Linked DNA regions of Mus musculus: region 1 is linked to region 2. Evidence: chromatin contacts called from ENCODE Hi-C or POLR2A ChIA-PET data. All regions are on one chromosome and are shown on one strand. Each heading gives the region's core, a stretch centred on a gene start or an enhancer-like site at or near the end of the contact. The rest is flanking DNA. Distances are from core to core; before and after follow the strand shown. Region 1 overlaps Sox11 (SRY (sex determining region Y)-box 11). Region 2 holds the start of Cmpk2 (cytidine monophosphate (UMP-CMP) kinase 2, mitochondrial).

Region 1 (5,500 bases), core at 1,661-4,160, 870 kb after region 2:
GAACACAAGCTGGGTGAAGAGAAATGGGATCGAGGGCCCTTTGTCAATATCCATTTGATCAAAATTCTTTTTACGCTATGTCTTGATTATTTCCAGTCGTTCTGTTTTTGAAGGGGAGGGGAATGTAATGTGCCTACTAAACTTAAGTGTCACGTTTTTTTTTGTTGTTGTTTTTTTTTTTAAAATCTCTTTGAGGACCCTGGAGGAAATCCTATGTTCAAATGCATTTTCAAACTTGTCCTATTGCTTTGTTTGGTCTTTTTTTTTTTTTTTTTCACAGAAGAGACTACATAAAAGAAGTTTGATCAAACAGTGAGGCTGGAGCCTCCACATGGGCACATCCAGGTTGCCTAGTGGCCGACTGCTCATCAGGAGGCACACCTCAGCTCCTACCTATTGCTCTTTGTGGCTGTGGTGAACTGTGTTTGTCAAGTGCCGGCAACCGGAAGTTCCCAGTGTGTGGAAACCACCCTGTCTGGGCACAGGCAGACAGGCACTGGGTCTTCAAAGAATATCGCTATCCAAGAAAATTATTACTTCTATACATGGAACGTTATGAGTGGATTTCCCTTTGTACGCCATGCTATATTTTATGCACGTTTTGTGCTTTTATTGAGTATAAAAATAGGTCTCCTTTAAAATTCTGTTTAAGTTCACTAAAAAACTACTTGTTTGTGAAATTCTCTTATAAACTCACTGCATCCACATGGAATAGATAAACTAATCAGGCAGCTAACGCATCTAGGTAGTGTTAAAAAAAAAGAAGAAGAAGAAGACGATGGGAAAAAAATGAAGGTGTGTTAGGAGTTGGGAGTTGGGGAAAGGGAGGCAGCAGTAAAGGAATGAATGGGAAGTGGCTTGGCTTCAGTACTTTTATACTGTGGTGGAAAACATAAGCAACACACAAAGGGGGCATGAAAAACCCCAAACCAAAACCTGAGTTGTTATCAAAGAGCAAAAAATGTTGAGCTCATCAAACCCAAAGAGATATGGCAGGATAAATCAATAGGAATGGACAGTGAGAAAGAATTGATAATCAAAATAAGCCAACTCTCAGAGAAACACGTCAAGAATCGTTACATGGAGACGTTTACTTTGGGGACTTATGAATTCCTGTTCGGACACATGTAAGGCTCAGTCCTGTCGTGCTTGCAGGCCACAGGCTATACAAAGGGTATCTGAAACTGACATTCCTAATGAAGTTTTTTTTTTTTTATATATAAAATTTGGCCCTTAGAATAACTGAGAAATATCCTGAAAAACCTTCCCTGAAACTGTAATAAACAAAGTTTCTTTATCTACTGATAAAATCGACAACTCAGTAAGCTAGTTTCGCTGGTCTTCCTACATAAGAAAAAAGCACAAATATAGTTGCCTCAGAAATCTGTTAAAAGCAGAGAACCTTGCAGGAAAAAGAGTATAAAGATTCTAGAAATGAGAGAGTACAAGAAAACCTCTCTTCCAAGTGTCCACAAAGATACATATGCCCATTAGGAGAAAACAGTGAGACTATACAGAATACCCCATCAGAGAATAAGAAAGCCGAGTGATGGAGTATATTTCTATTGAATGACTACTTGAAAATTGAGCAACTTATTTGCCTTATTTCCCAGATTCCTTGGGCAAAACTCATTTGAATTCTGAAGTGAAGAACAAATGTTCATTTCTTACACTGTTCTAGTATCAAGATGATTGTGGTTTCAATTCCCAGAGAAAAAAAGTAGACCTTGCCTTTTGATTTTTTTTTCTCTCAAAACAACTAAGTCAGATCCTGACTGCTAAGAGCATGCATATTTAAATCACTTCCCCTCCATTAACATTAAAAAGAACCATCCAGGCCCAAAAGAGCTGCAATGATTTTTTTTTTCTAGCTAAAGGCTAATCATTCTACAAATAATTTGCCCAGTGACCGTAGTCATTCATAACATGTATTTGCAAAGCACACTTTAAGCACACTGCCTTTCATTCGTATTATCTTTTTAATAAGGATGCATATCGAGAATGTAGAAACTGGAAATTATTTCCACAGCTTAAAGAATAAGAGAACGCTGGTTCAGGTGTTTTTGTTTTTTTGTTTCTTCAAAGATGGAAATCTCGCCAAAAAAAAATGCACTCGAGTCTGTGAACTAGGTACAGGAGCAGGGTACCCAACCGGCTAGACTGCTATGCACACAACGCCCACGCCCACGTTACCATTTTAAGATACTGTCAATGCTCAGTTAAAAATAAGACTTACTTAGGAGGAAAAAAAATGCAGCTAACCTTTTATTGAAGCCTGGCCAGTAGCTGGAATACCTTGTGTATTAGACATTCAATAGAGTTCACTGGGAATGGTCTTCACAATGCATTCGTCGAAACCGCTTTAAATATTGTTAAAAGCGCATTCAAGCGCCTTTCCTGAGTTCTAACTGGGATTTAAAAAAAAAAAAAAAAAAAAAAAAAGAAAGAAAGAAAAGATTTCTTTTTTTCCTGATCTCCAACCAAGAACTGTCTCTTCTTTTCCTACCAAGAAACTCGGCCACATAATTTTAAAATACAAATTGCAGCTATGCTTCCATTCTGAAGCCAGATCCTCACTCCTTTTCTAATTTATTTAAAAGTTCCTTCCTCACCATGGAAAACGCCCGACGGGAAACGGGAACACATGCAAATGTTAAGAACTCAAGACACTCAGAATGCCTTTTCCTTAGGCTTCAGAATCTGTCCCCAGTAAACCGCTGGTGAAATTATTCGCGGCTTAAAGGTCCCCGCGTGGCTCACAGCAGGGCGCTGTGGGGGAGGGGTGGGCGAGGGAAGCCCGAAAAAGCCACACCGGGTCGCCGCCCCACCCACGCGCTATGAGATCGCGCTGCTCCGTGAGGGCGAGCTCTCTATCTGCAGTGCCTGTCTTGCGTGGGGCACCGACCTGGATCCCTACTGGTCAAGTCCCCGCGGTCAGCGCCCGCGCCGTAATGGTTTCTGTGGGTCTAGAGTCGGGCTGTTGGGCACCGAGTTTCAATTCACTGCTGAAGGGCTCCTCGGTCGCGTGCGTCGCGGCCCTGGGGAGTTGGGCTTGCGCGCGGGACACCACGAGGGACAAGCTGGCGGGGGGGAGGGGGCAGTGGGGGAGGGGAGGGCTGGACCGGGCCCCTGGAGGCAAATGCTCCATCAAAGAAACCAAAGCCATCCTGCACCGTGAAGGCGGCTCTAGGCGCATTTGCTTTCCTCGTGCCCCACCCGCGTGGATAACGCTGAAGGGCGCGGCCCTCTCCACTCGTATCTCATTGAGCGCGCGCGCGCGCGCGCAGCGATGCCGCCCGCGGATGGGGGTGGAGATTTAAAAAAAAAAAAAAAAACCAACAACAACAGAAAAAACCCAAAGCCAGAAGCGGAGGCCTAGCCCTGTGGACACTAGCTCCAGACTCGCCAGGCACGGACCAGCGCGAAGCCCACGGCGGGGATGGAGACGCAGGGCGGGGTGAGAAGGGAGGACACCGGGCTGCAACCTATGGCAGCCTAAGGGCTCCAAAAAGCGGCATCCGCCCTCCGCCACCCGCGTCCGCTGCGCGGTGAACACGCGGCTCCCGGGAGAGACTAAGGGCCATGCGAGCTTCTATCCGATCCTGCTGATTTATTAAAATCAAGACACAGACTTCAGCACACACAAAAAAACCCAAAAACCCCGGCGGTGACTTCGACAGTGCATTGAGTCTGCTTCGCCACCATTTGCTACTAAATATGCAATGGTCTGTTTATTTAATTATATTGCACAAAATGAGAAAATTTTAAACTATGTGCCTTTCCTTTTTCTTTTTGATAAAAATCGCGTATCCAGTTTCAAACCTTCTGTCTGGGGCCCCGTCCACACATCACAGCGATGAGATACATAGGTCCTACTATGATACAGTACATACAGTCTTAAACTAAGAACAGCTCTGAGGTCTAGGTCACCATTTTCAATAAATCTTTACCTACAAATATTGAACAAATCTCTACTATAGCTGTACAAAAAAGTTTGCTTTTTTTTTTAAACCACAAGGCCTTTAGATGCAAGGATTACTTTTAAATTTTTAATCCTTTTAAACCAGGACATAACGTACCAACATATTTGCATGCTAAAAAAACAAACAAAAAAGAAAAACAAAAACAAGAAGAGAAAAAAAGAAAAAGAAATCAAAAGGGAAGAAGTGCCTGAAAGTCTTACTGAAAAAACACAGCAAGATTGTTCCCTTTTCACTGTACAAAAATACGCCTGAAAATATATTAATTTTTAAAAAAGATTGAGGTCTGTTATGTATCAAAAATGTTTCAATACCTTTTTGTACTGAGGTCTAGGCTGTAAGGTATTCAATCAAGGAGGTATAAGGGAACGAGTTACCAAAAAAAGGTTGCCAAGTAGAAATCACATTTGTAAAACCATAAACAATTTGATCTGAAAAGTAAACTCTGGTCTTAAGTCAGTTCACAGTTATGATTTTTGTAAGCGTTTGTACAGACTGCATTTTTTCAAGCTCCCTGCAGTTTAAGAAATCGGATGCATAGAAGACATCAGCTTTCTCCCTCCAAAAAAGAAAATAAAATAAAAAGGTTGCAATGGTCCCTTTTTGTGTTTTTCTTTTTTTAAATCACCAGTTCCTTTTTAAATCTCTTAAGAAAAAAAAATCAACTCCCTAGAGTAACAGTTGTGCCGTCTAAAGGGTCCTCTGCCGATGTCTTTCAGACTTCAAAGAGCCACAAGCTTCAAACAGCGCCTTCCGGAGCGGGGCCTCCTCCCCTCCCCCGCCCGGTCCCCTCTGCCTTTGTTGCAATCACGAATTTCAGGAAAAAGAAATAGAAATTACAAAACACGTTTTTTTACGGGTGGGGAAAAAATCACAACTCCAGACTAGGTGTGCAACTACCTTGAGACACGATAAAGGACGGGAAGAGTGGGGAGACCAAAAAATTTTTTAAAAATAAAAATTAAAAAAAAAACTTGGAAAATCTGTTTAAAACTACTCATTTCACTTTAACTCCAACAACATTTCATCACCGTTTCCAATTTCTCAGCGCCACATCTCTCTGACCATGAGCATCTTCTCCCCCTCCCCCCACCATCCTCTTTATCCTGACCGCCACGACTGCCTCCCGAGGAGCCCTGCGCCTCTCAATACGTGAACACCAGGTCGGAGAAGTTCGCCTCCAGCCAGTCCCCCGCGATCATCTCGCTCAGCTCCGGCGTGCAGTAGTCGGGGAACTCGAAGTGGGAACCCAGGCTGCCCTCGCTGAAGGAATCCAGGTCCTTATCCACCAGCGACAGGGACAGGTTCCCCGCCGCTCCCGCGCCCAGTGGCTGCTCGCAGGCGCTGTGCGCGCCCTGGGAGAAATTCAAGCTCAGGTCGAACATGAGGTCGTCTGCATCCTCGGCGCCGCTGCCGCTGCTGCTGCCGCTGGATGAGGAGGTGGACACGCAGCGGGAGGACGCGGGCGACAGCGCGGGAGGCGCGGGCGGAGGCTGCTGCTTGGTGATGTTCTTGAAGCT
Region 2 (5,273 bases), core at 2,307-4,806:
GCTTGTTCTTCCCGCTTTGTGCAGGTTTTTGTTTTGTTTTTGTTTGTTTGTTTTGTTAGATGTCCCTTGGTTCTTGGCCCTGACATCTTTACTGTAGGAGACTCCAGAAGTTTCCCCTGCAATCTAGACTCTACTTTCAGTTTTTCTATTGGGGGATACTGCCCTCTAAGGGATTATTTATGAAGGGACTTAGGGAAGTTCCAGGACCTCACCGTTCCTGGTCTCAGTGGCTCGCTGAAACTGCCTAATTCCTTCACTTTTTCATTCTTCGTGTCCCCAAATCCATCATTCTATGGACAACACTGCCAAGCTCTTTTGTCAAATTGTGATGGGCCCTTGCCCTCTGAGCCACCGTAGCAGCAGCATTTGTTTGAAGTTGCTTTCTGGGAGCTGAAAACTCCTTATTCTTTTTCCAAGTTGGAAGCTTAGCTGAGTGGGGTATTGCCTCCAGGGTACCAACTTTCATATGAGATTGCCTTCTGTTGCTGAGATAAGTCACCATGACCAAGATCACTTAGAGAAGAGTTATTTTAACTTTGATTTCAGAGGGAAAAGGATTCGTCGTGGCTGGAAAGTATGACAGCAAACAGCAGACTTGGTGGCAGAGGGAATCTGAGAGCTCACATCTTCAAACACCAGCATGGAGTAGAGAGAATAAACTAAAGTGGGCGAGGGCCTCGAACTCTCAAGTCCTCCCCTCCTCCCTGTGACATACTAGTTCCAGCAAGGTTGTACCTCTCCCAAACTGGGGACCAAGTGTTCAAATGCTGGGGTGTTCTCATTCAAACTAATACAGGCAATTTTTAAGAAATGACTATTGATGTGAATGCAAGTGTCAGTTCATTAACTGTGCCCACAGGAACCAAGAGGTGCTGTAGGTTTTCGTCCCAGCCCCTCTGATGGTCTCTATGTCAGTGGTTGTGGATGCTGTGTGTACATGCCTTACCAACTTGTTCCACTATGGCACACAAAGGCCTAAGCTATTCATTCAACTGGGAGGGCCTATCGGGCACATTGCAGTGGGGTCAGTATGAAAGAAATATTTTGTTTTGATTTCCATCAAAAGAAGCTATCTCACCAATGGTCAACATTCTATAAGTCTCTTGATTTTGTAAAACTTCTATGCAAGAGACTTCAGATAGTTTCATCTTCCTCTTTTTGTTTTATGCAACTTTAAAAAATGAAAATCCCACCCGCTGCATCCCTGGAACTTGGTGGCCAGGAGAGGATGATCTCTTCTCCCCGTTCTTCATTTTCTTTGCCCTGATTTCTTACAAGTTAGCCAATCTGCAGTCTCCAGTCAATGGGGGAAGAGACAGATTACTACCTTCATTGAAACAAAATCCAAGCAATTCCTTGCCCTGGTGTGCTGTCCGGGCAGCTCTAGGTCTCTATGCACACTTTCAAAAACAAATTGTCTATTGGATGGATCTTCAAGTGGGGCAGTCTCTGGATGGCCCTTCCTTCAGTCTCTGCTCCAAACTTTGTCTCTGTAACTCCTTCCATGGGTATTTTGTTCCCCCTTCTAAGAAGGAGTGAAGTTTCCACACTTTGTTCTTCCTTCCTCTTGAGTTTCATGTGTTTTGCAAATTGTATCTTGGGCGTTCTGAGTTTCTGGGCTAATATCTGCTTATCAGTGAGTGAATATCATGTGTGTTCTATTGTGATTGGGTTACCTCACTTAGGATGATATCCTCCAGATCCATACATTTGTCTATGAATTTCATACATTCTTTGTTTTTAATAGCTGCGTAGTACTCCATTGTGTAAATGTACCACATTTTCTGTATCCATTCCTCTCCATAAACAACCACCAAACCCAGACATTATTGCCCATAAGAGCTTGATGACAGGAGCCTGATAAAGCTGTCTCCTGAGAGGCTCTCTCTGCCAGTGCCTGACAAATACAGAAGTGGATGCTCACAGCCATTTATTGAACAAAGCACAGGGTCCCCAAGGAGCTAGAGAAAGTACCCAAGAAGCTGAAGGGGTTTGCAGCCCCATAGGAGGAACAATATGAACTAATAAGTACCCCTAGAGCTCCCTGGGACTAAAACACAAATCAAAGAAAACACATGTTGGACTCATGGCTCTAGCTGCATATGTAGCAGAGGATGGCCTAGTCGGTCATCAGTGGGAGGAAAGGCCCTTGGTCTTATGAAGGTTCTATGCCCCAGTACAGGTGAATGCCAGGGCCAAGAATGGGAGTGAGTGGGTTGTGGAGCAGAGGGAGGGGGAGGGGATAGGGGATTTTCAGAGGGGAAACTAGGAAAGGGGACAACATTTGAAATGTAAATAAAGAAAATAATTTAAAAAAAAAGAATATCCTAAAAACAAACAAAAAATTGTCTTGCAGGGTTACTTTCATTTCTGTGTCTCTCTGTGTGTGATTGTGTGTGTGTGACCAAAAATATTTATTTCCAACAATTATAATCTGAGACTCTAGCAGGTCTGCCAGGCAGTAATTTCACAGAGGTCCCTGTAGCAAACTGCCGGAGGTGTTGTGTTCCTTGGACAGCTCACTCCAGGGTCAGTTGTGCATTGCATCTTTTTGCTCTACCAACACAACTGACAGTCTGCTCACCCTGGCCTTACACCTTCCTTGTGTGGGGATAAATCTTAAGCTGGGAGCCTCACTGAAACACCTATCTTTACTGTGAACCAGCAAGGTTGAGACGGTCTTAAGACTTCTAAAACATAGCCAACACACACACACACACACACACACACACACACACACACACACACACACACACACACAGAGAGAGAGAGAGAGAGAGAGAGGGAGAGAGAGAGAGAGAGAGAGAGAGAGACAGAGACAGAAACAGAGACAGAAACACACACACACAGAGAGACAGAGATAGAGAGACAGAGAGACAGAGAGAGACACACACAGAGAGAAACAAAAAATTCAAAACAAACACAGGACATTGATGCAGGAAATTTTGATTGGCAATTACTTAATGTGACAACCTGGCCACATATTCCAGTTTGCATCCCACGTGAGCAAAGGGCACCCTGGAGGAGTCCCTCATTTGCAAAGTTGAAAAGCTGCCCAAATACGCTTCAGGCCTGAAGTTACTGCAAGGTAAATTGAGGCCAGGTACCTGAAGGAGGTCAGGTGCCTGTGGACAGGTGGGTCATGAAGCGCTCTCTCTCTCTCTCTCTCTCTCTCTCTCTCTCTCTCTCTCTCTCTCTCTGTGTGTGTGTGTGTGTGTGTGTGTGTGTGTGTGTGTGTGTGTGTGTTGGGGGGCGGGGGTGGTGGTGGTGGTGGCGGCGTGTTTTCTTGATGTGATCCCTTTGCGCCTCTGTCTCCAGCTCCCCAAGTCCTCATACAACATAAGTAAGTATCCTAGAGTTCCAAAACTGGAGCTAGGATCACCTGCCACTACAGAACCAAGCCAGACAAAGCTGATTCCTCAGGAGAGCCTGGAATTCTCAAGAGCAGGCGTTGCCAGGGGACCACACCAGTGTTAGCAACCCGCCAGAGCCCCAGGGCCAGAATTTCCTAACCGCTGCCGACAGTTAAAGGCGCGGCTGTGGTGGGAGGAGAAGCCCAAGCCCGGGAGTAGCTCGGCCACACTGGAGGTCTCAGCCACAGCTGCCTTCACTTTCGTTTCCCGGGGATCCTGGGTCTGTGGTCACCGCGGTTTCGTTTCCGAGGCGTGGCGGAGGGCGCGGCCCGGGACACCCATGGCCCTAATAAGCCGCCCTCGAGCCCCACTGTGGCTCGGGCGTCTGTCGCGGAGGCTGTGCGGGCGACACCAGGCCTGCATGGGGACCATGGCTCGGCCGCGGCGCTTCACTGTGGAGCTGCCAGATTGCTCCCTGACTCACTTCGTCCTGGGGGATGCAACAGACCACAGGGATGCACGCCTGGCAGAGCTGCTCGGCCCCCCAGGGCGCAGCTACGCGCTGTGTGTGCCCCTGGCTCCAGGCGAAGGCTGCGGGCCCCGGGTGCAGGCGGCCCGGGTGCACCATCGCCTGCTGCAGCAGCTGCGCCGGGGTCCTTTACAGAGATGCCAACTGAGCAAGCTTCTGGGCTATGGTCCGGGCGATCAGGCCGGCGAAGCCCAGCATGGCTTCCTGCTGCGGGACCCTTGCGACCACCCGGACACTCGGCGCGACTTGCTCCAGCTTCTGGGCTCCTGCCAGGAGGCGGCGCGCCCGCAGTTGGCCGAGTTCCAGGCCGACTCCCAGGGTTTGCTGTGGCAGCGTCTGTGGGAGTTGCAGGGAGACAGGCAGGTGCAGGTGGACTGCGCATGCGTCCTGCCGGCACAGGAACCTCATCTGCACCCATTGCTGCCAGATCTGCTTAACTCTGCGGTGTTCCAAGACCGGGACGCGGCAAGGGCTGTCTTGGAAGAGGTAAGAGTTCTTTCCCTTGGGGACTGAGTGGAGCTGGGGACTCAGCACTTTGGTTGGCCAATCAAGTGCTTTCGGCTTGGTTTGTTTATTCTTATTCACGAGCCAGGTGGTGTAGGCAACACAGGTAGGCTCTGTGTTAGACACGGATGCTGCCTTCAATATTTCGTGTGTAGGTTTCTGTCAACTTAGTGGCTCGTGCATCCAACACCTACCTGGCTGAGCAATGCTTTCTGCTAATACATTCATTCTCAAAAGCCTGCAGGGGGAGTAGAGTCCCCTGGAAATCAGGAGAAGGAAGTCAGCTAGATAAAGGGATAATTTGCTGGGCATTTGCTACCAATCTGGGATCTTGTGGTGCAGGAGATGCTATGTGCATCGGAGAGTGTAAGAGCATGTAAGTATTCAACTGGTTTGTGGGCCATATGCGGTCACTCAACTGCTCAAGAGTTTTTTGTTTTTGTTTTTTGTTTTTTTTTTTTTTTGCTTTTATCCCCCCATATCCCCAACACACACACCCCTGTCATCTGTAAATGTTCCTGTGATGGAGGGATAAGGGATTTGTAACAGAGTCTTCAAGGAAAAGCCTAAGATTGTGTTACACCCAAGCAGTGCTTGGGGCCTGCTGGTTTCTGTAGTTAATACGGTATTACAAATGGTGGGGCAGGGCTAGAGGATGGCAAAAAGCCCTTGGTTAGCCGGGCAGATGTCTGGCATTTGTCAATTACTCACTTTCAGCTTGTTTCTTCAACACTCTGCCTCACTTTTCTTAGTCCATAAGGTGGTAATAGCAGAAGCATTTACACAGATTGACCGGTCTAATGCTTACAAAGCTCTTTGGAGCGTACCTTGCTCGCAGGGAGCATACCAGTGAATGAAAGCGGGCCTCAGATGAAGGTCTTAGGGGC

Evidence for each region. Hi-C counts contacts between places; a loop is a spot of excess contacts on that map. ChIA-PET counts read pairs that join two places held with the same protein, here RNA polymerase II (POLR2A).
Region 1: a map of left cerebral cortex shows a loop between it and region 2 (2.1-fold over the local background). The contact joins the enhancer-like site here to the promoter of Cmpk2 in region 2. A Hi-C loop is called at or near these places in 1 of 37 maps with a recorded cell type or tissue (left cerebral cortex). POLR2A ChIA-PET finds 5 or more read pairs at or near these places in 1 of 5 experiments (Patski).

What each region holds. Positions count from the first base shown.
Region 1 is chr12:27,336,096-27,341,595 of GRCm38, forward strand. Sox11 (SRY (sex determining region Y)-box 11) reads right to left here. Exons shown (of 1, transcript NM_009234.6): 1 at 1-5,500. The coding sequence ends at 5,126. Among named protein-coding and RNA genes, the nearest start is that of Sox11, 3.9 kb to the right of the region's middle. Within about 2 kb of position 2,911, at least 2 of the 3 ENCODE cell types and tissues checked have a DNase peak (open chromatin) inside an H3K27ac peak, as active enhancers do; they include left cerebral cortex, where a contact is called at or near this core.
Region 2 is chr12:26,465,659-26,470,931 of GRCm38, forward strand. It overlaps Cmpk2 (cytidine monophosphate (UMP-CMP) kinase 2, mitochondrial), which reads left to right and starts at 3,557. Exons shown (of 5, transcript NM_020557.4): 1 at 3,557-4,368. The coding sequence starts at 3,694.